Linked DNA regions of Homo sapiens: region 1 is linked to region 2. Evidence: chromatin loops called from intact Hi-C (ENCODE). Cell type or tissue: PC-3. All regions are shown on one strand.

Evidence for each region. A loop is a pair of places that touch in the nucleus more often than their neighbours do. Peaks named below come from ENCODE experiments on the same cell type or tissue, not always from the same donor. Only the 100,000 strongest peaks of a DNase experiment are listed, where the experiment ranks them.
Region 1: it touches region 2 in a loop (2.9-fold over the local background); 3 of 110 quality-filtered maps call a loop at or near these places.

What each region holds. Positions count from the first base shown.
Region 1 is chr13:101,025,246-101,027,745 of GRCh38, forward strand. The region is part of intron 4 of NALCN-AS1 (NALCN antisense RNA 1); the gene reads left to right. Among named protein-coding and RNA genes, the nearest start is that of LINC00411, 82 kb to the left of the region's middle. In PC-3, no CTCF peak of the experiment used is centred here; DNase peaks (open chromatin) are centred at 446, 876 and 1,286; H3K4me3 peaks cover 1,848 bases; H3K27ac peaks cover 2,442 bases.
Region 2 is chr13:101,100,489-101,102,988 of GRCh38, forward strand. It overlaps NALCN (sodium leak channel, non-selective), which reads right to left. Exons shown (of 44, transcript NM_052867.4): 27 at 296-400. Among named protein-coding and RNA genes, the nearest start is that of LINC00411, 160 kb to the left of the region's middle. In PC-3, a CTCF peak has its summit at 1,260 (motif pointing left); a DNase peak (open chromatin) is centred at 1,253.

The sequences.
Region 1 (2,500 bases), 75 kb before region 2:
TATTTATTTGGATTTTATTTATAGCAGAGAGAATAACTTAAAAACTGACATAGCATTCTTTTCAAATCTGAACTCAATGTCTGATTTTTGGAAGATTCATATCAGCTCTACTCTTATAAATCAGAAAACAAAAACAAAACAAACAAACAAAAAACAACAACAAAAAAAGAAAAACAGGCCCAGACACCAGCAGTGACCCAGTCAACCACTGGCCAGTCAATATGAGAGCCAGCTGGTTCTTCTAGTGAAACCTTCACCTTTCTAATCAGAGGGTTTCAGGTTTTGCTCTCTATTGAGTCAATTGCTTGAGGGTAGAAAAAGAAAATCTTCGAATTGCATTACATACCACTCCTTTCCCTTTCTATAGATTTCCCCCTCTCTCCTTTCCAGGAATATTGATTTTCTTCCCTGGGTTTCTGAAAAAGCTTTTCTCCCCAGGCATCTTTATTTGGTTTGCTGACCAAAGCATTATTCACACTTCTCCTGCGGCCACGCCAATGCCACACCCGCTGCAAGGTGCTCCCGGTCTCCTACCTCTGAACAACAGTGGTCTGAATCTCTGACTTGAGCCGTGCAGCCCTTTGAAAGAAAAGTCATTTAGGAGCTCAGCCCTCTGAGGATGTAAAGCCCGTCGCAGGTGCTTGTTTTGTCTGTCTCCGTGTGTGGAAGATGCCTTCTGTGAGGTCCTGCGCCTCTGCGTAAGCAGCTGAGTAGCTCCTTGGGCTGACAAAATACTTTGTTGTGGCTCCATTACACACCCAGGGCAACCTCTTTAGCTGGATTTTGCAGACCGGGAAATGGGCTCTGAGGGGAAGTCACGCCTCATCTCAAGGTTTACTGAGGAGCCACGAGGAGGCCCCACCGCTGCCACAGCTAACTCATGGCCTCCGGCCAGGAAGTCTGGAGATTTTAAGACCATAATGTCAGCCAGGGTGACCTCTGGAACCTGTTCACCCCTTCACCCGTTGTGAACAAGAGAGCTGAATAGCCACTATCACAGATAATAACAACAGCTGACATTATTAATAGGATGCCTTACAGGCTGTAAAATACTTTCACAAACAGGATCTCATTTGATCCTCATAATCTCAACATGAGGTGCGTAAAGCAAGCAATTATTACTAATCTCCTTTTACAGAAGAGAAAAGGAAGTCCTGAGAGATGAATCCACTTCTGGGAGGTCTGACAACGTTCAGCTTTACCTAAGCCATGGTCAGGAAACTTTTCTGCGTTCCAGGAAATGGCCGGCCACAACGACTGGCCCTTCCCTATAAAAACTTACAAAACCCTCACAGGTGACCTCCTTGTTTACCTATGACAGAACCAGACACAGTGCCAGATCCTCCAAACTCCCATTCTTTGCCTTATATGTAATCAGTTGAACTGTTTGTATCTACTGACTAATCTAGACAAGGTACTTGCTAACTTGACCTGTTTAAAAGTTCGAAATGCCAAACTTTCTTTCTTTTTTTTTTTTTTCCCATCCCACCCCACCCAGATGGAGTTTCACTCTTGTCACCCAGGCTGGAGTGAGTGCAGTGGTGCCATCTGGGCTCAGTGCAACCTCTGCCTCCCGGGTTCAAGCAATTCTCCTGCCTCAGCCTCTAGAATAGCTGGGATTACAGGCATGTGCCACCACACCCGGCTAATTTTGTTTGTTTAGTAGAGACAGGGTTTCATCATGTTGGCCAGGCTTGTTACAAACTCCTGACCTGAGGTGATCTGCTGCCTCAGCCTCCCACAGTGCTGGGATTACAAGTGTGAGCCACAGTGCCTGGCCCGAAATGCTAAACTTTCATCAAGATATTGCAATAGTCTTTTCTAAGAAAGCTCTTCCTTACTTAACTTGTGCCTGGCCCCAAATGCTAAACTTTCATCAAATATTGCAATAGTCTTTTCTAAGAAAGCTCTTCCTTACTTAACTTGGGATTTGTTTTATCTGACACAGGGCACAGGGTAAAGATCAGAGGTGGCTTCCTGTCACTCATCCAGCCAGCCACCCAGCTATGGTTACCCACAGGGCCTGATAGCCATCCCTGCCAGCGGTCAGGGTTGCATTGTGGCCCCCACTCCAGGCCTTGCTTATTGCAGGCTTGGTTCCCATGGCTGCTCTCTGTGTTCTTGCAACCTTGCATCCTGCCAGAATCTCTGGAAGAAAGCTCTTTGGCGAGAAATGAAGAACAATCCCAAAGGTGCTCCAGGAAAGTTCATTATTTTGTGTACTCTGGTGTCTTACCTTAATCAGAGAACAGTTGTCTGTGATCCTCAAAGAGGGAATTAAAGGGAGGAATGGAACCAGAATTCAGTGACAACTGGAATGAGTGACTGAGGTGTAGCGTCAATCATCAAGGTTTATTAAACTACTTAGGGTGCGTCTGGAAAAAACATGAGCCACAAATACATCTGGGGTTGTTTTTCCAAAGAGGTTTTTGGGAGATTTAGTATTTATACATTTCCTTAGAGGGAAAAGGCATGTGGAAAGAGGGGCAGGTAGGCAGTT
Region 2 (2,500 bases):
GAATTCTTAGGGTTTTATAGGGAGTTCTTAAACTAGGCTTGTCAGCCACTGGTACCACATGCTTGCCAAGGGAGTGTAAACACCTTATTATTATTTTGTTTTCTTTTTAGGGACAGGGCTCTCGCTCTGTTGCCCAGGTTGGAGTACAGTGGTGAGATCATAGCTCACTGCAACCTTGACCTCCAGTTTCAAGTAATCTTCCCTCCTTGGCATTCCAAAGTGCTAGGATTGTAGGCACATGCCACCACACTTGGCCCTTAATTTTTATTTCAAAAGACAGAAAGATACATCTTACCCTTCTAATAATGTTGGGATCATTGCACTTGGCCAGTTTTCCAGCAAAAAGCTGAACTCCAAAGCTTGCAAAAACGAGCATTAATGTCAGCAAAAGAATGGAGACCTGAAAGAAATTGATGAAATGTTAAATCTCTTGTTAAAGACTAAATATTAGGTTTGGTTTAAACAGTGACATAAATAGGACTTCTAAGATAACATTGTATAAAAATCATGGGTTTTTGATGATATATTTTAACTTCTCCACCATAGGTCACACAATTAGCCTTACTGGAAGGTCAAAAGGAGAAAATTAACAAGCTTTGAATTTTTTAAATGGAAACATGAATTTCATGTAAGAAAATGGAATAAGGTATTTTTGATATGGCTTGAACTTTTCTGACTTTAAAATCAACACCTTGATCTTTTTTATTTAATGGAACAAAGGAAAAAAATGTTTAAGTAATTATATTTTGTCTATTTTTTCCCAAATGGACATATATATATTTATTTTTTTTTCTTTTTTTTTTTTTTTTTGAGATGGAGTGCCACTCTGTCCCCCAGGGTGGAGTGCAATGGTGCAATCTCAGCTCACTGCAACCTCCACCTCCTGGGTTCAAGCAATTCTACTGCCTCAGCCTCCCGAGTAGCTGGGACTACAGGCACACGCCACCAAGCCCAGCTAATTTTTGTATTTTTAGTAGAGACAGGGTTTCATCATATTGGTCAGGCTGGTCTTGAACTCCTGACCTCAGGCAATCCACCCGCCTGGGCCTCTCAAAGTGCTGGGATTACAGGCGTGAGCCACTATGCCTGGCCTGGATTCATATTTTTATTAGCAGAGCACAAATGAGCGGGACAGTGGCTTAGCTGTCTTGTAACTGTGAAGGTGTGCGTTAGGAGAATGTTCTATGCATAGAGGAGAGGAGAGAATTCAGTCCTGAAGAGCAAATCTGTTAATTAACTCATGCTCCCTCTGCTGGCTGACTTCTTTGGTCTCAGCAGAGACGAGTGGCAGAGGGCAAAATATGGAACAAGTGAACTGCACTGGTTGAATAACCTAAACATATACCTAAGTGTACTAAAATCACACTGACCACCATTAGGGAAAGGCACAAATTCTCCTCTAAAATTTATTATTGATCAAAAGATTCATATACATTAGCAGTCAGGTGATATTTTCTTTTAATTCCAGCTGTGTGAAGAGTCACTGTTTTATGGCTTTGCATAAAGAAAACAAGAATTTTTAAACCCATCTTAAAAAAGAAATTCAGCAACTGGGAGGCTGAGGTGGGTGGATCTCCTGAGGTCAGGAGTTCAAGGGCAGCATGGGTAACATGGTGCAGCCCCGTGTCTACTAAAATACAAAAAATTAACTGGGAGTGGTGGCACATGCGTGTAGTCTCAGCTACTTGGGAGGCTGAGGCATGAGAATCTCTTGAACCCAGTAGGTGGAAGTTGCAGTGAGCTGAGATTGCGCCATTGCACTCCAGCCTGGGCGACAGAGCAAGATTCTGTCTCAAAAAAAAAGAAAAAAAAAGTCAGTAATGATATATATACCTCTAGTAACATCACAATCTATCTTTAAAATACATTTGTGTCAACTACAACTACAGCTGTTTTCTCATCACAGGTAAGTCTCTAGAAAGCAAGATACAAAACAAGCCTATGTAAATTAATTCATGCTTCTCATGCACAAGCAGACCTCATCAATAATAAAAAAAACTTTTGATCACTGTTTTGTAAGGCAAAGATCTTTCTGTAACAGATTGTGAACAATGAGCCTCTTTCTTGTTGTTTTATCTCTGACCTTGTTTTCAGAAGACCCTAAATCAATGTTTGCCCAGCTAGAAAGTACGTTTTGCCCCCTCAATCATCTTTGTAATCACTCATTACTGTAATGCTGAAGTTAATTGAAGTGGGTTATACCTATATGTTGCATTTTTAAAGTTGTTTTATGTTAACACTCCTGAGATCTAAAGACAAATTCTGTGCTATATTATTTCAGGAACACACAGAATGAGATTAGGAGCCCAAAAGCATGAATTCCTAATCCCATTTGTGGAGTACACAGTGTTGAATCTTCTTATCCTTCATTTTCAGATGGGAGGAAACTAAAACCCAGAGTAGGAATTAGAGTCAAGAGGTTAGTACCGAAAGAGTCAGCAGATAGGAACTCTTTCAAATCTCAGAGTGCTTCTCTTTAGGTGAATTAAATAAACTCATA